Linked DNA regions of Homo sapiens: region 1 is linked to region 2. A link is a loop called in an ENCODE intact Hi-C map of the cell type or tissue named here. Cell type or tissue: GM12878. All regions are shown on one strand. Links, peaks and the distances in the headings refer to the core of each region. The heading gives the core; the rest is flanking DNA. Region 1 overlaps LINC02801 (long intergenic non-protein coding RNA 2801). Region 2 has its middle 48 kb from the start of LMO4.

Region 1 (10,666 bases), core at 1,377-9,376, 55 kb before region 2:
CTTCATACCCACAAAGAGCTGGGGAGCCTCTGGCTGGCATCTGTGTTACCCTCAACAGCTACAGCTTCTCCAAACTAACTACCAGCCTGCTCTGGTCTTGACTGGCTCAAATATTCTCTTGCTTCTTCTCCCCACATGTCTACCTGGCCAGTGTGTGTAGGCGTAAGAGAACCAGCTGGTAGTATGAGGATGCTGGTTAGGAAAGATGGAGCACCAGACAGTGGAAGAGAGACAGGGTCCAAGAAAAGAGAGAATCAGTAAAGAAAGCAGAAGCTCCATTTCATAGCCCTCCCTCTACCATATGAAAGAAAGCAAAACAAATACATGTCCCAAGCCAAAACTGACACAAAAACTGATCCCCCCTGCCAAAAAAACCATCACCACAACAAGAAAACCCCACTTTCCGGTGGTAAGGTAAAGGGAGAACAGGCAACAACAGCAAAGTGTGGGTGACCTCGTTGCACGTGGCACAAACGATGAGCTAAGATGGAGTTTTAGGCCAAGACAGCAGAAGGTGGCCACAGGGATATTTCATGCCTTATTCAGTGTTCACAGGTACACCTAGTGAGAACCCATGTCTTAAATTCTGTCCCTGAGTGTGAAGTTGAAGCAGAAGGCCCATTAAAAAGGGCCTTTAGGAGTGCTGTGGAGAGTTGATAAAGGTGTGAGAATCCTGCAATGGCTGACATCACAAAGAGAGAACTTGAGATCCCCTTTCAAGTCCTGGCTGAGGGTTTTGACTGGAAAAGCTGGTTTTAAACACTGACATTATGAATGCTTGGGATGTGAGTAAAACACCTGAAATTCTTCAGCCAGTTGTGAATAGAGGAATAGTCCCATTTTTTAATGGCTTGACTTAGTCACTGAAGGTGATTTCCTAAACCCCAGAAAATTGTTACAAACCATCAGACTGTGGGTGCCACAGCCCTTAGTCAGTAAAATAGCCCCACATGGTGGGAAAACATTCCAATCTCTCTCCAAAATGGGAATAAAGGCATTCAACAAAATTACTCGGACTTTAAAAACACAATACCATTTCTCACTTTGCGTTAGTGTAGTAACAAATTCTAATGGAGGTAATTCTCAAGTATGCAATTGTATAAACTTGCCTTCTGAATGGAAAGATTGGAATTTAGGCAGCTGACCCCTGGCGTGATGTTTATGATCAGATCCAAGACAGGGCTGTCTGCCTGTCATGTCCCAGTCGGTACCACCCTGCCCAGCATCTATGTTTGCTAAGGGTGTACATATACAGCAAGATCTGAATCAATGAAAACATATCCCATGTCTTTATGGAGTGACCCAGAAAGAATAGCGTTTATACTGACCAAGAATACGGTTCACAGAAGTTTAAGGAGATTTATTGGGCTGCCATTTACTAGCTGTAAAATCAGGATTGTGATAGTCTCTACCTCATAGAGTTGTTGGGAGAATCAAATATGATCACTGTCATAAAACTTTAGGCTAGAGCCTGACACTCAGCAAGTATACAGTATACACATAGGAAATGGTACTAGAACTTTTGTTAATACGTGATGGGAAGTTTCTATGGTGTGGAAAATTTTTAAATGAATGAAACACAGTCCTTTCTTTAAGAATCTCACTGAAGAGGGAGTAGAAGAAGACAGGTCAGTGGATAATTATGATATACAGGTCATAGTAAATACAATGTATAATAATAGGAGTAAATATTGAGTATTGCTTTAGGAGACGTGTCAGTGCTCTGACATAGGGAATCATTAAGGGTGAAAGGGCCATCTACTTGCATGAAGCCTGTAAATGTGAAAGACTAGGTCCTAGCAAGGCCAGCATTGCCATTCTGCTGTCCTAATGATGGATGGGGATTCGTGAGCAATTGAATTGAGCCACTGCCATTACTATTGATTTTTGGGATAGACTTCTCCATCAGAGCCAGTAGGCCACAGTCTGGGTCAGTGGCCAGACTGACATAAGTTTATGACCTTTCATAGGCTTCCCATGTGTCTCACCACACACCCATCTGCCCGGGGCCTAGGATCAAGCTGGCGGTAAAGGACTTGAGAAAATGAGGCTTGAATTAAGTGACCTCAGATCTAAACCAAATGTGGCTGGAACCTCTTTCTTGTTTTGAGAAGGATTTTTTGTTGTTGTTGTTGTTGTTATCAGAGCTTTGGAAGCAGTTTAATGAAGGGCGTAGATGTGGAAATGAGATGCATGTAGGTTTCAATAGTAGCTCCTATTGCCTTGCTCTTTGACCTTAAGAAAGTTTCTTACCCACTTTGAATCTCAGTTCGTTGTCTACCAAACAGGGAAAATGAAACCTACCTTATTAGGATTTGGGGGTTTTGTTGTTCATAACAGCTTCTTCAAGATATAATTTACATACTATATAACATTTCACCCTTTTAAAGTGATTTCAGTCAGTGATTTTTTAGTATATTTAGAGTCATGCAACAATTGCCACTATCTAATTCCAGAATATTTTCATCACCCCCATAAGAAACTCATACCCATTAATAGTCACTCTCCATTCCTCCTTTCCCCTATCCCTCCCAGCAACCACTTATTTCAGTTTCTCTGGATTTGTCTATGCTAGACATTTCATGTAAAAGAAACCATACAGTATGTGGTTTTTGTGACTGGCTTCTTTTACTTAACATAATGTTTTTAAGATTCATCCAATCTTTTACATGTATCAGTACTTCATTCCTTTTTATTGCTGAGTAATATTTCATTGTATGAATATACCATATTTTGTTTATCTATTCATCAGTGTATGGACATTTGGGTTTTCTTTGGCAATTATGGATAATGCTGCCATGAACATTTGTATACAAGCTTTTGTATTGAATTATCTATCTTCAAATCTCTTGGGTATATGCCTAAAAGTGGAATTGCTGGAACTGAAGGTAATTGTATGTTTAACTTTTTGAGAACCTATCTAATTATTTTCCAAAGCAGTTGTACCATTTATAGTCCCGCCAACAATAAATAAGAGTTTCCATTTCTTCACATCCTTGACAAAATTTGTTGTATTCTGTCCTTTTGATTTTAGCCATCTTGGTGTGAAGTGGTATCACATTATGATTTTTATTTGCATTTCTTTAACAACAAATGATATTGAAGATCTTTTGCGTGCTTATTGGCCATTTGTATATTTTCTTTGGAGAAATGTCTATTAAAATTCTTTGCTAATTTTTAATTGGGTTGTCTTTCTATTGTTGAGTTATAAGAATTATTTATATTCTGGATACAATTTCCTCATCAAATATATGATTTGCAAGTATTTCCTCCTATTTTATGGGTTCTCTTCACTTTCCTAATGGTGTCCTCTGTTGCCCAAAATTTCAAAATTTTGTTGAAGTTCAATTTTTCTGTTTTTTCCTTTTGTAGCTTGTACTTTTTGTGCCCTGTATAAGAAACCATTGCCTAGCCCAAGATTATAAAGATTCAGTCCTATGTTTTTCTCTAAGAGTTTCATAGTTTGATTCTTACATTTAGGTCTATAATCCATTTTGAATTTTTGTATATGGTGTGAGGAAGGGGTCTACCTTTATTATTTTGTACATATATGGATATGTCATTGTCCTGGCATCATTTGTTAAAAAGAATATTCTTTCCCTATTTAGTTATCTTGGTGTCCTTCATTAGGTTTGTAGTAATATATGATATGATCTATGTAAATTTCCTGGTATATGATAAGTTTCAATACATGGTAACTATTATTTTATTACAGTCAGCTTAAGATCTATTTAAGGTTTGCAAACAATAATAGCAATAGCAGGAGCTAACATTTTATTGAGTACTGCCTATTCACCTGGCATTTTCCTTCAACAAACTCAATCATGAGATCAGTACTATTTTAATCTCTTTTATTCAGATGAGGAAATTTGAACTTAGAGTGGCCAAAGAACTGATTCAAAGTCACACAAGTAGCAAGCCACAAAGTGGATAATTTAATTCAGACAGTCCTTGGTTGTGATGGAAATGAATCTCATGAGATATGAGTAAGAGGCTTGTTAGAATGAGAGAAACACAATGACGTGTCGAGTGACTAACACAGTTAACATGACTACTGCTAACAAGCAGTAGAAGGTGGCTAACAGCTAGATCATGTGGGTTTGAATCTTGGCTCAGCCACTTACAAGCTGTATGACCTTGGGCAGCTCAATTTGTTCAATATATAATGGGGCTACTTGGACTTCTTTTTGCATGGGCTTGCTGTGAGGCATCAGTGAGTTAATATGGGTAAAGCACTTAGAACAGTTCCTGGTAACATAGGAAGTGCTTAAAAATTGTCAGCTGTGACACTGATGCAGAGCTCTAAATCTGAGCCCAAGCTTGTGTTCCAGAATTTTTCCTACTCAGGGCTGGCTCCATAAGTGTCCAAACTATGCAACTGTATAGGACTCTGTGCTCAGAAGGGCCTTGGACTTGGTTTAATGTTCTGTTGTTAACATCTTGAACTTCTTAATTATTTTTGAACAAGGAGTTATTTTCATTTTGCACTGGGGCCCACAAATTATGCAGCCAGTCCTGGGCAGGGTGTAGGCCTGGCCAGACGAGTTCCCTCCTCCTAGTGATGCCTAGCACAACCCACGCAAGTTGTCTCTTCACAAACACTGTAGAACCTCCTTGGCTGCCCTGAGCTCCAGTGGATCTCAACATGGAGGATAGTGCTGTTAGGTTTAAGTTTCATGTCATCGAAGCCCACGCACATCTACTTGACATTCCTGGTTTATTACCCAAAAGTAAATGAAATGCATCGTGGGCCCCGAATCTTGCCTCTATTATTGGACTGAAAACCTCCATTGACTTCAGCTGGCAGCCGGCACCACTAATTGAGGACAGAGTTTGGCCCCGCGGGTTTTATATAGAAGATTTTTCTTTATTTCTTGTTTTCATGGTTGTGTGTTGTGGGCTGGGGATTATTTTTATGTTTTTCCACTTCCTGATTAGTTTTAGGACTTGTTTATTTGGAGACTGCTTTAATAAATTTGCACAGCAGGGTGAGTTATTAACAGAGTTGGTGTATTTAACCAGGAACTGCCTTCATTTCAGTTTGGTGTTTGGTGTTTGTTGTTTAACTTCAGTCACTTTGTTTCAGTACCAAACCTCTGCCAAAGATCACCTATCCTTGATCTACACACACCTTGGTGGTTTAACATAAGGGCAGAGCTCTGCTCCCCCAAGGCCCTGTACAGCTCACCACCACAGTGCATCCCCATTGCACTTCTAAAGTGTACTTGAGTTCAGATAATATTTTCTTATCTGCTTACCCCTCTAGGCTGTGGAGCCCAAGGTGGGGGGGTCTTGGTCATTGGTGGAGTTTCTGCGCATCGTACAGCTCCTGTTACAAAACCCTTCATTCGAGAAATATTTCCTGAGCATCTATTGTGTGCCAAATGCAGATGCAGATGTGACACAAGCAAGACAAATGGTCTCTGCTCTCAAGGGGCTTACATTCTATGGGTGAAACACAGGTACAGATAGGCAAAGGATTGTAGCAATAATTGTAGAGTGAGATTGTTATTAAAAATAAAAGTAAATAATAGAATACAGGGATACAGTGGTTTGTGGTGTGTGTGTGTGTGTGTGTGTGTGTGTGTGTGTGTGTGTGTGTGGTGGTGGTGGTGAAGGAAGGGCTCCCAGAGGAGATGACTGCTGAGTGGAGACCTGAGGCAAGAGGGAACCAGACATATGCAAATTGGCACTGCAGGCCCAGGGTGCAGCTGATGCAAAGGCCCCAGAGCTACGCTGGCTTGGCTTTGAGGAGCAGAAGGGAGGTAGGAACACAGTGAGCATGAGGAGAGTGTTCAGAGATGACCCTGGCCCTGGTAAGGAATTAGGTTTATTCCAAGGGCAATGAAAACCTTAGGGAGAAATGCTGCATTTTCAAAGAGCACTACGGCTGCTTTGTGGAAAAGGAGCTGTAGGTGGGGTGGGCAAGTTTGGGAGCAGGAAGATCAGGAAGGGGCTTTTGTGGTAATCTGTTGAACTGACTGGATTATTTCCAGAAAGAAACTGGGGCTTTCCTTGCTGAGGCTGGTAGTAGAAAGCGGAAGTGGAGTAGCAGATCAGGGTTCACAGCGTGTGGCTGAGAGCCAGGGTGACATTCCTCTGGACATTCTTCTGGACTGAATCCTTGCATCATCTACATTTAAAATGAACCTCAGAAGCCCTGGCCCTGTGATGCTGATGCTATTGAGGTTGAATTCTCAGGGAGTGAAGAAAGGGCTTGGCTGAGAACAGAGAGGGAGGAGTCCCACATCAAGGGATGACTTCACTAAGGAGGGAAACTGGAGAGAGGTGGGCATTTCCAGGCAGAACAACAGCGTGGCGGAGAGTGAGGGAGCTGACGGCAGGAGTGATAGCTGGTTTAATAGAGGGTGCGTTGCGGCGCTATCAGCAGTGTGGAGTGGGATGGCGAGGCTGCATGCTGGAACTTATTTAAAGAGGCTATTGTAAAAGTCTCTGAGCCAGTTAATTACCAGTTTTTGTTATGTCAGGAACTCCTTGAGTTAAAGCAGAAAGAAACCATTCACAAGTATGTTCCAGTTCTGTAGTTTAATGGGACATATAAAAAAAAATAAAAAACTGATATAATGATTTAGTTCATGGAAGGATTGAAAACCATCACAAGAAAAGCTGAAATTACATATTGTGTTCCATCTCCTCCTACAGAAGCCATTGAAATGGCTGCAGACTTAATTGGACTAATGACCCATTGCTGTTATGCACAACACTCTGTTATTCACAGAAAATTGACAAAGCCGTGGAAACGGTCCACAAATATGAACCCAGGTGAGCACAAAGACCCAGATGGGCTTTCTGAAGCACGTGTCCAAAGGTAAAAAGGAAAAAAAAGATGGAAGCAATGTGTACACACAGCTGGGAAGCCTTCTATGACTAGGTTCCAATCTTGTGGCCCAAGACCTGAGTGGAAAACAAATTAAAAAAAAAAAAAGAAATCCATATTTTCAACCTAAGACAAATTTTTGAAGGGTTGGGAGGTGCAGGTTCAGGATGAAGGGAAAGAGGAGGATTTTTAAAATGTGTATAACCTAAATTTATCAGGTAACAAGTGTAATTGTATAAAATGAACACTTGAGATAAGAGGAGGCAGACTGTGAATATCTTCTTCATGTCTAGTTTTATTTCTTGCTCACCTATTCTGGTTAACTCATGTCTCTGTTTGGGAATGCATCAAATCCCAAAAGTAGATCTCTGCAATGGTGGTTGGAGAAGACACATATTCATGGAATTTGCCTCCAGATTTTACTCACTGTTGTCACTGGAGTTAAATGGATTTAGCTTCTGGCCCTGGTTCTGGCACTTACAGGGGTGTGATATTGGACCGTTTCTACTATCTTCTCATCTATCCAATAGAGACAATGTCCCCTCCCCATGGATGGGCCCGGTACTAGGTGATGGGTGGCCCTGGAAGGATATGGAGGGTGCTGAGTAGGTTGCCTGCTGGAGGACCCTTGTGGGAACAGCTCGGCAGTCTGAGGCCACCTCTGCCAGCTGTCTCACAGAGCTCCTGGAGCAGCCCCTTTCAGCCAGCAGGCATGGTCCTGCCCCCACCTGAGACAGTTGGATTCTCAGCAAAATATACTTTATATTTTAATCTTGGTGGTTATATGAAAGAAAAACTGATAGGGGCTAAAGAGGAACAAGGGGATTTTAAATTAGCTTCCCAAAGAAGAGCTGGGTCTTGCTTTATTTTGTTGTTGTGAATCAGAGCGTCTTCTCTGAGGGGCCATCTGGGGGCCTGGGGAAGGTCTTTGCAATTTGCAATGAAAGGGTGAAAGTGCCATTAATAACTAGGCCTTCCAGGGAGTAAACAGAATGTCAGTGACAACTGCAGAGGATACTAAATGTGTCCGCCCTGGTGAAATGGAGAAGCAGCCCATAGGGTCCAGTTGAGGAGGATTGGGGGTAGAAAAGGGCATGAGACTCAATGGGAGAAAAGACAAAAGAGAAAGATGTGCCTGGGCAGAGGGGACTGAAGGCTAAGATGTAGAACCGTGAAAGCACTGTGCAGCCTATGGGGCCACTTCAGGGTGATGCCCGTCACCATGAGGCTCACTTTGTCCGCATGATTTGGTGATCTGACTGCAGAAGCATGCTTGGAGGGGTCACTTGCTCAGCCCTTGACCAGGAACTTAACTGAAAAAGTAGCAACTTTGTGATGACTGCAAATTCCAAAGAGAAAGAAAATGAGTGGAAATGCTTCAACAGGGAACGTAGAACTCTTGCTACAAATTTGACGCGTGTGGTAACCTGAGTAATGGTCCCCAGACACATTAACTTCTAATCTCTGGAATCTTATATGGTAAAAGAGGCTTTGCAGATGTGTTTAAGTCAGGGATCTTGAGATGGGGGAGATTGTCTTGAGTGATCAGGTAGGTTCTAAATGAAATCACGAGTGTGGCAGAGATTTGACTACAGAAGAGGAAGAAGGCCGTGTGATGATGATACAGGGAAAAAAGGTAACCCCTCACTATACAAGAATAAGTTTGTGTTGTTTTAAGCCACCAAGTTGGTGGTAATTTGTTACAACAGCCAGGGGAAACTAATATAGAATAATGTGTGACTTTGGCCTCACTAAGCCTCGGTCCCCCCAACTGTAGCATGGAGGTATTACTACTAATCCTTTCCCTCTCATGGGTTTGCTCTGAGGTTCAAATGAAACAATTTATGGGAGTGCTTGCTATTAATTATAATGCACTATATACATGTGAGTTAACAATGTTCTTGAAGGACACTCATGATGGTCGCTCTTTTTAACAATATGAATCCTGAGCAATGAGGGGATCAGTGAAAGTTAGAGGTGCTCCAGGATAGGGCAGATGACAGTGATGGTAGAGGGAGAGGAGAAAGAGATGGGAAGAGGGTAGACACTGGGGCTGAGGTACAGCCTTGCCACAGGATGCCCAGGGCCCAAGCCTGGCTGAGGGGAAGGTTTCCCAAGGTTTAACCTGGCACAGCAGCCAGGCTATGGCTTCAGATGTCTCCAGAGGAGTTCACCAGTCCTCAGGAGCCCAAGATTCTGTGTTGCTTGGAAAAAAAAAAAGGGGGTAAAAAGGAATCAGTGATCAGGGAGGTATTTTCTTAATTGGGGGCAGGGACAGGCAAAGCTTCCTTGATTAAAAGAGGCATCTTGAACTTCTGGCCCCCAGAATGGTCAGATAATGACTTTGTTCTCCACCCACCCCCCCCACCAAAAAAAGGAATTGCTGCTAGAGCACATTTGAAGACCTTGCAGAGCTGACCTGGGATACTGAGGTAGTTTCTTTCTTTCTTTTTTTTTTTTTATTTAATTTAAAGTTTCAGGATATATGTGCAGGACATGCAGGTTTGTTACATAGGTAAACGTGTGCCATGGTGGTTTGCTGCATCTATCAAGCCATCACCTAGGTATTAAGCCCAGCATGCATTAGCTATTTACCCTGATGCTCTCCCTCCCCCGCCCCCTGATAGGCCCTGGTGTGTGTTGTTCCCCTCCCTGTGTCCATGTGTTTTCATTATTCAGCTCCCACTTAAGCGTGAGAGCATGCAGTGTTTGGCTTTCTATTCCTGTGTTAGTTTTTAACTACTTCAGTTTTTAGGGGTCCTTGTCTATCCAAGACTTAGGCCTAACATTAATGATTGTGTTTATTATAACATAAACTCAGAGGGTTATTCCACTGGATATCTTGAAGTCACCCTATTACTATATGCCTTGTCAGTAACTTAAGTGAAATATGATGTTTTCTTTATTTATAGTTTAAACCCAGCCAGTACCCAGGAAGGTTTCATAACAGCTAGAATAACTCAAATATCATGTATAAGGCCTTGATTTCCCTTAGGATACTTTGTAGCTCTTCACAATATATTCTCCAACAATCCTGTGAAGTAGGTGGTTCATAACTTTCACTCCCGTTTTCTCTAATAAGTGACTAGTAGGGCTTTATAGGATGTTTGCTTTAATGAATGGCTGAGATCTTCAGGTCCTCTGTGTCCCAGTTAGCACTGCGACTTGGCTGTCTGATATGTAGGGTCATTGTCATCCCTGCATTTCATGCACAATCACAGGTCCTCTTCAGTAACCACTTTCTCAAATGGGCAATAATCCAATCCAAAAATGATCATGGTTTCACTGTGTCTTAAATGAGCAGGTTCTCATCTAAATTAAGGTTATCTATGGCAACAGAGAAAAAGGCAGGCACCACCGGCACAGAACTAGGTGATGGATGAATGAAGTGAGGGATTGGTTTTCCAGGGTTTGTCAGTTGTCTTGACAACAGTGTTTTACAGATGTGTGCATACAGATCTGCATGATTTAAAGCAATGAAGTCATTTTTGTATTTTCTCTTTTCATTCTGCATTTCCAGGAAAGGTTCTGTCAGTAGGCTCAGCTTATAGCCATAGGGGACTAACTATCAGATGTAGTTTCACTACTGTCTGGACTTGCTTCTGAGCTGCTTCAGAGAGAATGAGGTCCACACTTGCTGGCTCCATTTCTTCACCTCTCCTTCACGCCTCACTCCACCAGCTGCTCCTGAATCCACTAATGAAGTGGATTAATTGCCAAATCTGATAGACAATGTTTGGTCCTTACCTGATCTGACCTTTCTGAGGACTCTGACTCTGCCCGCCATGCATTTCCTTTTTCAGACTGTTTCTCTGTTGACTACCAGGA
Region 2 (10,666 bases), core at 1,213-9,212:
AGAACTATCCTTCACAGTTCAGAAATGGAGATGGTTCCCAGGGGTCATGTAAAAAGTGAATTTAATTGCCCAATAATTGTAGGCATTTTGCCTGTAAATATATTTGTTAATTGAAAAAATATATATATTTTTGCTATATTTAGGCTCCTGGAAATGGATAAGAGGGAAATTTATTGGAGAACTTTATTTGGACTTGAGGACCTATTTGTGCAAGTCCATTCCTTATTAATAGGTCTTTGTTTTCGCTGTAAGCCACAGACAGGGATTTTGAGAAACATACTCATTTTCTTCTAAGTTATATCAGCATAGTAATCTCTCTTGGCTAAAAACCAGCTTCCATTTGCATGTTTAATAAAAATATAACACTAATATCATATTCAAAACTATTTTTTCCTTTTGGGCAAAGCCTTCAAAATAACCTGGTTCCTTATATCTACCGTAAATGCTGTTTATCCTGGGTTGAAGTCTTTAATATAGGAAGAGAATGCTAAAACAGCTTGATTACTCTTTCCTTCTTCTATCAGTCACAAACCATCTCTCTTAATTTTGGTGTAAGGACATTTACATAACCAGGGAGAGGGTCCTTTAACTACATTTCTATTATGCTTGGCACTTGTGTGAAAGGATATTATATTCATGTGCATTAGAGATTGCTTATAAAAGATCAAGACAATAATAGCCGATCAGACGATAAAGGTCTCTTTTCTCCTCCCAGACAGGCTGTCTCTGACAGAAGAATACAGTTCATCAAAAGTGTCTGCAGGTTGTCAAACTCAGAGAGGTTTGGGGACCCTCTGAGGCTGTCGTGGTCAACAAGAAGATTTTCTGTTGGGCTTTTCCATCACTCACCCTGAGGAAATAATCACTCACTACATTCTGCATGTTCTCATGATAGAGTTCTCCATTTGAGAGAAAAGAGCCATTTTATCAAAGGACAATATAGCCCTTCTCTGGGTCCACGTAGCTTCCATTATCAGACCATAATAAATCATATTTATGTTCCCAGTTAATAAGACTGATTACAACACAGGTTCCAGACATGGGAAAAGCAAAGCAGGTGAAAAGATGTTTTAATGAAAATATGATAAGAAAACAGCTTCTTGTGAACATTCTGTGCTATTATTTGTAATGATTACAGACAATTTTTGATGCATCTTGTTTAGCAATGGTTTAAGCTGCATAAATTGGCTCACTGGTAGATAAGTAAAAATGATAAGAAAAAATCATGAAATCTTCTTATGTTGTCTAGAATCATTATGTACATAACAAGGGCAAAATGGGTTTAATGTATATGCTGGGGATGGAGGGGAAACAGGCTTCTCAGAAAAGCATGGCTTGGGTATTATTTGAAATGATTTAGAAATTTTCTCCTCATCTTGCTTATTAAAGATGTGTTCTCCCTGAAATTTGGGGGTGCTAGGCATTAATTTCATCTTTGTAAATGAATCTACAGCTCTACTTCTTTTATCCAATCTCAAAGTTGTTGTTTTTTTTTCTTGCTTTCTTTTTTTCCCTTCTTGGACCTCAGTACAAAGAGACAAAGAGATATATATTTCCTACTCAATGTTTGTGCACACTTGCCATTAGTGCTAATGGGAATTAAGTGCCTGCTTGGGAGGAAAACAGACCCCAAAGTTTAATATTGGAAGCTACCTTATTAAGAAGGTCTGGACATTTTTAGCTTCAGTGAGTTCAATTACATTAAAGTACCAACTTTCTAAATTAGTACAAAAAAAAGAAAAAATCATATAAAATATTGAAATAGCTTCAGCCTTTAACTGTATAAAACAGAAGAAGAGCATCTGAAGGCGAGGACTCAGGGTGTGTCGTATGGCTTGTTTGTTCATATTAATTTACCAGTTTGATAGTGTAACACATAACAATTTCAGGTTAGCACCCAGCACTTGGAGTAATTCTTTCCACTGTTCGTTTGTGGCTTTGATGAGAATTTTGTTGTCCTTGGCTTTGGGGTTTCTAAAAAGGCAAATGAAGCTTCCTGGAGTCCATGTTATTCTGAGAGTGGCAATCTGAAATTTTAGATTAGCACAATTCAGATTCAGCAAGTGGTTGGGATATTTTATTTATTTTGGATGGGGAGTGCAGGGGTGGTTGGTATCTTTCTCACATATACATGTAGGCCTCACAGTGTGCACCTGTGAGGGATTCCTTAATAATCTGCCCGTGGAATAACCATTGTTATGAACTGAAGAAGAGAGTATTCTCCATAATACAATTGTCATGGCTGTACTGCTAGAAAGGCACAGGGATGGCATTGCAAACCCTTCTTGCCAAAAGAAAACACCACTCAATATCTCCCAGACAATTTTGCTCAGAGATTCTTGGATTCTACTTTTTCTAAGGCAGTTTGCACTAAAGTTAAATATTGGGAGAGTGGATGAGATTCAGTCCCCTCCTCCTAGATCATTGCTTTCTTTGTTGGCAATTTCTCTTTGTTCTATTTTAACATGAATAAAAGAGGGGAAGGGCGATTGGCCCCACGTCATTCACATTGTCTGTTTTCCATGGAAATAACTGTCAGGACTTCTACTGCATCTTCCTTTGCTTTTTAGCTTGCGCTCCATTTTTCTTTTCATAGGTTGACCAAAAAATATTGCCTGCAAGAGAATTCCGTAATGCCACCATATATCTAATATCTATGAGGCGTTTTGTTTTAGCGTTACTGGACTTAACCACAAAAGGCATTTGACATTGATAAAGAATCTGTCAAGTCTACCCTGATCAGTGCACTGAAATCACTCATGACAGGGAAGACACCAACTCCCCAAAGCAGTGGTAGATTAGGGGAAAAATGATCAGAAGCTTTGTCATTGTGAAGCCATCTCATGTTGGACCCTACACTGAGCCAAATGTGTTTTACTTGTCACACTCCATTAGCATGTGTGAAACAGTTGGGAAAATGGCCATATGATTAGACAGAAGGAAACCCAAATTCTTCATATCGGGACTTGTTACCACTGAATAATGTCTTTGCAGGAGGGATTGGTTTAGATTTTGTTAATTTCTTGTGTGATGAAAAATAAATGGCATTTATGGATAGACTCTACAAAAGTTGACCACAAACAGTCCCTCTAAATCTCCCCTGTGTTAAACATTTATAAAAGAAGATGTGTTGAAATCCACAATTTTACTGGCAAAACGGTCACTGATATCAGACTCCTAAAATTTGCTCCCTCAACACCTCCTCACCATGGGCACCAGGAGATTACATTTGCCCAGAGCTGAGCATCTTTCTATGGCTAAGAAAAAGCAGAGGACTGGTGTCAGATGAGGACTTCCCTCTGGAGTAATTCTTACCTGAACAAAATCCGAATTTATGTAGATATTTTCTGCTAAAAAATTGTTGTTGTTGCTTTGTTTGTGTTGAGAGAGAATGTCAGTGAAAAGATGACTTTAAGGATGAGAAGATAAGAAAGACTTGGATACAAAGGAAATTCCAGTAATGCTTAAAACACCATGACCTCAGCACTGTAAGGAAAGGACAGAGTAGGCGGTATTTTCCTCTTGGGGCCAATCTGTTGAAAACTCACATAGAATGAAAGAAAATCTATTATGGGAAAGAAAGATAGCTTTCTTGAATACTGCCTGTATAATTACATATGTATGAGTGTTACAATTCCTGAGAATGAAATCTCATTCCACATATGATTGGGGAATTATTAAATGTTGACTATTAAATATTTTAGTTAGTTTCACACTGTGTTTATTTCTCCAGAATGATGAATATGCAGATTTAAAATTGAATTTCTTCGTCCCAAGAAAATGATGAAGCCAAGTCCTTGACGATGTCTAGCTTTTACAGATGGGCCCTCAGACAGGGTGACTAACCACAGCAGGCAGCCCATGTGTCAAGAAAAACCACGCCACCTCCCACCTCTGTGAAGGAGGACCATTTAGATTGGGAAACTGCCCTAATTCTGATGATGGTCCCTGGGTATTTGTGCAAAACTATGGCCTGATTTAGTTACTGTGGGTAACAGTTACCCAGCCCAAAACCCAAGCACAGGCAGAAAACAGATATTATTTCTAATAGCAGGAAAGGGCAAGGACAAACAAAAGGGCACAGGAAAGAGGCTTCCGCCCCTGGACAGACCAGCGTGGTGGGCAGTAATTAGCACAAAACACCCACTCTGTGTTTTTCTTGAGCCTGTTCAGCTTGTCTGGCCCCCAGAGCTTCATAGTTGGTCCAAGAATTCAATGCAGTCCTCCCTTGTGACTACACAGAATGTGTTTGCAGTGTTGAAGGCCAGCCCAGGACTAATTTTGAAAAGTAAATCTGGGAAACAGCTTAATTTCATTTCCCTAGAGATTTTTCTGGGACAAAGTTAGAAGGGAAGACAAGTTGAATAAAATAGCAGTTAGAGGCAGAGGCTACTTTGAGCAAAAGTCTCCTACACTCTCCTTGCTCCTCAGTTCCTGTACTATGTAGGAAGTTTAATACGTTTTCAGTAAATGGTGGTAGTTTTTGATGCTACACTACAGTGTTTTACAACCCTTGTGATGCAGGTATAAACTGCAGGATCTTTAATTAAAGTGGTCTCTTAAATACTCAGAAGAAAGTCATAATCAAATGTACACAGGTGACTTGTGCTTCATAATTCTACACAAAGCACCTACTATGTGTTAGGCCTTGTGACCCATAGACTAGGCCTCCTAGTCCTGGGCTCTTACTACTACTACGCCACACACTGCTGTCTTGGTAGAACTGACAGAGCTAGTGACCCAAAGTCAATGCTGTTGACTTTGTAGGTCTCAAGTTAAAAACAGCAATTTTGGCAGAAACTCTAAAATAGGAATATAAGTGAAAGATGTACTTAACTTACCAAGAGGTGTCAGTATAGAGTCGTGTATACTGTAAGAGCATGAGCTTTGAAATGACATATTCTGGTTCAAACCCTGACTCTACTGTTTTCCAGTTAGTTTGTTACTTAATCACTCTCAGCTTCAATTTATTAATCTGTAAAATGGGTATAATAATACTTATTTTCTTACCATTGTTGTGAGGATTAAATGCATGTGAACAGCTGGCACAGTCAAAGCCAGATTAAGAGCTGGCCATCAGGGCAGCTGCCTGAGGGTCTATGGGTCCATGCTGAAGGGAGACCAAATACCCCAGGAATAAATTATAAACATGGTGCCAGTAACTCAGGTGTCTACACGTCATCCTGGCGAAATGGAATTGGCTCTGTCCTGCCGGAATAGACAGCCCCTTGGAATAGAGAAAAAAACTATCCTGATTGGCCAGTGTGGCTGAGTTGCATGGGACACATGCAGGTTCTGCCACCACCCAGCCTGAAGCTGGAAGTCATAGCCAGCTGAAAATCTAAAACCAAATGATGCCGGGCTTATGGCTGTATTCTGGAGAATTATGCTATTATCTAAATTAGAATCCTGATACTAGGCTTCCCAAACGGGGTTGTCTGCTTTTAAAGAATCATAACAGAAAACAAGAACAAAAACACGGGAAACATTCTGTCAACATGAAAGTCAGAGAAATTAGATTTTTAAGCAAAATTTGAACAAGATTTTACAACTCTATCAGTATGTTATCTTAATGCTTTGAAAAGAACACTATTCAGTTGTGAGAGTGAAATAAGTGAAATGGAAGGCAATTTTAATTAAGTCAAAATGTTTCAGTACATGAAATAAGTCTCTTATTTTGAACATCAAGATCGATGAATATGAATTATATTAACAGAAAATCAGTTTCTCTCACCCTCAGAAAACGACTGTTGGTCAATAGGATATTGGTTTGTAGTGACACCAAACGGTGAGCCAACCCAAGCTGCCCATATTCTGTCTGGCCCTGAGCGCAGTGCCTGCCACACAATGACTGTCAATAAGCATTTGCTATTAGAATATAAGCATTTGCAGTTACAGCAAATTTTAAAGGGTCTGATTATGATTTCCTGAGAAAATGTTGAGTAGGTGACTTGAGGATTTCAAACCTGTGACACAAAAACAAAGGAAGAAACATCTGTTTTAAGTGTGATTCTTGGAACTTCTTGGCTGGTGTGGCCCCTGCCTCTCCCATCCTTCTTTCCTCTACTCCTTTCTCCTTTATATTCTTCCTTGTCAGCTCCTGTCTCACTTCATGCTCTTCTACACAGGCCAAGCACCTGACACCTTGCATGGTGCAGGCCTCAGACGTGCCAGCTTTCTTCTCCCTTCTATTCTCCTCTTCTCCCCCTATCCCACCTTCCACAAAGTATAACAGTGATGGTTAATATTAAGCGTCAACTTGATTGGGTTGAAGGATGCAAAGTATTGTTTCTGGGTGTGTCTGTGAGGGTGTTGCCAAAAGAGATGAACATTTGAGTCAGTGGACTGGGAGAGGCAGACCCACCCTTAATGTGGGTGCGAACCATCCAATCAGCTGCCAGTGTGGCTAGGATAAAGCAGGCAGAAGGTGGGAGATGCCAACTTGCTGAGTCTTCTGGCCTTCATCTTTCTCCCATGCTGGATGCTTCCTGCCCTCGAACATCAGACTCCAAAATTGTGGCTCTTGGACTTTTGGACTTACAGCAATGGCTCTTGGGCCTTCGGCCACAGACTGAAGGCTGTACTGTCAGCTTCCCTACTTTCAAGGTTTTGGAATTGGGACTGAGCCACGACTGCCATTCTTGCTCCTCAGCTTGCAGAAGGCCTATCGTGGGATTTCACCTTGTGATTTTGAGTCAATTCTCCTTAATAAACTCCCCTTCATATATACACCTATCTTATTAGTTCTGTCCCTCTAGAGAACCCTAATACAATACTACTCACTACCCTGTAGAATAGTGAATGACTCAAGAGAAGGATCTTTCTTCTTTGAATTTCTGCATGAGACCTCTTGACAATGGTTTTATCTGGCTGTTCATGTAAGTGAAGTGAGGCTTGGTGGTAGAACGGTGGTGGCCTGGTGTCAGGAGGAGAGGGCTCTAGACCCACGCCTGCCTTAGCCAGCCAGTTCTTATTTAAATGTGGCAATTAAATGCATGTAAGAGGCAGATCTGGGCATTGAAATCTGCAGGAGCAACATAAGGAAGCTGGACTATATCTGTAGTGTTCAAACACTTTTAAAGGAGTAAAAACCTTTTTTACAAACACTATTTTTTGTGATATGCCTCTATACAGAGCAGATGTAGCAGGAGACATTCTGAAGAAGAACCGGGAGCTCAGAACTCATCAGCTCAACCTATTATGATCCGCCCTCCCCACCACTCCAGCTCCCCTCCCCCAACTCTTTGGTGGCTTCTCAGGAACTTTCAGGGAAATATCTGTGGACTAGATGATCTCCATGATCTATTTCTGGTCCCAGGTAACTTCCGTAGTGGGTAAGCTCCTTGAGGCAGGCATTGAAACTTACTTTTTCCAACTCCTGTTCCCACACGATCCCCTTAATGCTCAGCGAAATATTGGACACACATAAGCAGTTCATATTTATTTATCCTAGTCAACTTCCTGGTGATTAGAAAATAATTAGGAAAGTATTACTATATGCTTGTAGTTACACAGATTTAGCCTATTTATGCCAGTATTTTAGGGCTAGTTTAAGGTTTTAATTGTGAAATGATTAAAAAAAAAAACTGGGTGCAATTTCTTAGTAATGATACCTTTCACTCCCGAGTGTTCTGAGCATTGAATTAGTAGATATCTGCTGGGGTGGCTCTTGGTTCAGAGTTCCCCCATCTCTGGGACTGACACCAACAAGAGTTGCCATGGCTTTTTCCAAGCAGCGCAACCCTATCTTCTCCCCAAACCCTGCCTATGGTTTATTTGTCTAGGGATGGACACCCATCGAAAACAGGCCAATCAGAATCTTTCCCTGGGGTTTTCTGAATTGGAACCAAGAGAAGATTGCCTCTCTCCCTCTGATGGCAGCAGCCCCTGCATGCCGGATTCAGGGGCTTTCTGAGCTGTGATCCCCACCACATGAAGGCAGTCAGTCTGTGGAAGACAGCGAAGCCTTCCTCTGAGAAGAATGACAGAGAGTCATGGTGGTGTTTAAGCTTCACTTTCAAGTTGCTTCTGGGTCCCTGCTCTTATTCCTGATTATGGTCCAGTATCATTCTGAATCCCAGTGTGGCCTAAACTAGTTTGAATCAAGTTTCTGTCACTTACAACCAAAAGAATCCAGACTAATATAAGAGTCTTGCCTTCTTTGTGTTTCTTATCTGATTTCATATTAAGTTTATTCTCCATGATGTTAGTATTGAGATGTGCACACTTTCTGTGCCTCTACTTGATACTCAGATGGTTATCCATGCCAAGGCATGGCACGAGGAGGTCCTTGAAGACCTAAACTAGTTGTGGGTGACTGTTTTCTGCAAGACAGGTTGGAGCTTCTCCTTTGTGTTGGCATCATGTCCTCTAGTTGCCTCTTATAATATTTGTGAACAGCATGGTGCTCATCTGTCTGCTTTCTCTCCTAAGCTGTTTCTGAACTTCTCTGAGGACAGGGACAGTGTCTTATCAATCTCTATGAACAATTTCTAGAAATTTCATTGATTTCTGATTGATTACCTATGCCAAACACAATACCTGGGACATTGTAGGCACTCAATTTTATTTTTTATTTGTTTATAGCAAAATGTCTTGCCAGATAGTACAATCAGCTTCTCCTCACTTTTCTTCATTGAGGGGTTACACCCTCAATCACTGGAAATCACTGAGAGTAGCACCACCTCCCTCAAAGGGTAGGGGAGTCTGTCTTAGATGGCTAAAATGTCTTTGAGTCGCTGAAGGTGGTTTCTCTCCAAAGAGTGGGTATAAGGTGCCCTAGAGGTACGGAACTCAGCCTATCATAGGGAAAGTGAATAGCTTCAACATTTAGAAAAGGGGGCAGAGTACTTTGGATGTTTAAGCTTTAAGAGAAAAAAAAAAAAAACAAAGCAACTGAACTGCAAACGTAGAGCCCTGGGAAGGAAGGGAGAAGGTGGCTCTGGATCCCAGAGGTAGTACACAGTGGAACCAACACCAGCTCAGTGCCTCTGCAGCTAATGAGTACCCAGGGATGCCAGTGGGAAGAGCTGGGCGTTGGGAGCTGCATGGTGGGAGCAGAGAAGTGGGATATTCTTGGCTGCAGCCAGCACTGAGGAAATGGCACCATCCTTTCATGGAGAAGCCTGCCAGGCCTGTGCAGAGATCTGGACCAGTGAGGCAGTTTTCCCTAGGGAATCACTTTCACGTGACAGATGACGCAGCACTGCCACTCAGTCGAAACACTGTATGGTACAAGGAGCCAAGCAACAATGGAGGACTGAACAGGCTTCTGTATTTTTCCTGATCTGATACACGAGGCTGCAAGGACCTCCTGAACAGTTGGTCAGGGAGCAGGACAGTGTCCGAGAGACGCTGGAGCATCCTACTAATAAAGAGCCTCCGGCAATGAATTAGAAACAGTAAAAGTGCCATGACCAGATTCTGTATTCCATTTTTGAAAGACAGATAATACTGCCTACACATGGCATTTGGGTCCATTCTGATGGACTGTGTCACAAAACTTCAGTATGTCAAAAGGCCCCTGCTGGTCTGTTACAACATAGGAATGCCAGACGTTTACATAGGGTTCGTGTCTCACAGCAGTCCCGTGAAGATAAGCAGGGCAGTTAGCGCTATCTCCATTTCAAGGTGAAGAAATTATTGCTCAGAGAGATGGAGTGACTCGTTATTGTTAAAAGGACAGTTAATGGTAGAGCACTTTCCACTATGTGGAGGTTTCTCCTTCACCAGACAGTTAACAGATATCCCCCCAGTCCACTTCTATCTTCTATGGAATTTGGAAAACTGGGAGGCAATGTGGAGGGGTGGAGAGAACACTTGGCCCCTTGTCAAGCCATCTAGCTTCTGGTTCTACCCATCAGCTGGCTGGGCAGCAAGACGCAAGCTCTTTCTATGGGACCTTTAGGCTTTCTGTTCTTCATCTTGAGAGATAAGTCAAATGGCCTTGAAAGTCCTCTCTAGCATGAACATCTCTTGGATTTGTAGGTGCAAAGAGAAAGATATGGCTTCTAGGTGGGGTGGGACAACTAATTAATTGCTAGTTGCCCTCCAATTTTGAATCTCCCTTTATTTTTAAAAATAAACTTAGTCTTGGGATGGTTTTAGATTTACAGAATTATTGAAAGGATAGTACAAAAGGTTCCCATATATCCCATGCCAAGCTTCCCATATGAATACCTTATATTGGTACAGCACATTTGTCGCTATTAATAAACCAGTATCCAGGGCCGGGTGCAGTGGCTCACGCCTGTAATCCCAGCACTTTGGGAGGCCGAGGCAGGTGGATCACCTGAGGTCAGGAGTTCGAGACCAGGCTGACCAACATGGGAAAACCCTGTCTCTACTAAAAATACAAAATTAGCTGGGCTTGGTGGTGCATGCCTGTAATCCCAGCTACTTGGGAGGCTGAGGCAGGAGAATCGCTTGAACTCGGGAGGCAGAATTTGCAGTGATCCGAGATGGCACCATTGCCCTCCAGTCTGGGCAACAACAGCGAAACTCTGTCTCAAAATAATATAATAATAATAATGTTAATAAACCAGTATCCAGTATTGATACATTCTTATTAACTGAAGTCCATGCTTTGTTCTGTTTTCCTCAGTTTTTCCCTAATGTCCTTTGTTGTTGCTGCTGTTGTTCCAGGATCGCATCCAACATGCCACAT

The links. Hi-C counts contacts between places; a loop is a spot of excess contacts. Peaks named below come from ENCODE experiments on the same cell type or tissue, not always from the same donor. Only the 100,000 strongest peaks of a DNase experiment are listed, where the experiment ranks them.
Region 1: it touches region 2 in a loop (5-fold over the local background); 3 of 110 quality-filtered maps call a loop at or near these places.

What each region holds. Positions count from the first base shown.
Region 1 is chr1:87,220,364-87,231,029 of GRCh38, forward strand. The region is part of intron 2 of LINC02801 (long intergenic non-protein coding RNA 2801); the gene reads left to right. Among named protein-coding and RNA genes, the nearest start is that of LINC02801, 13 kb to the left of the region's middle. In GM12878, for the core only: no CTCF peak of the experiment used is centred there; a DNase peak (open chromatin) is centred at 5,711.
Region 2 is chr1:87,275,492-87,286,157 of GRCh38, forward strand. No RefSeq gene overlaps it. Among named protein-coding and RNA genes, the nearest start is that of LMO4, 48 kb to the right of the region's middle. In GM12878, for the core only: a CTCF peak has its summit at 4,854; no DNase peak of the experiment used is centred there.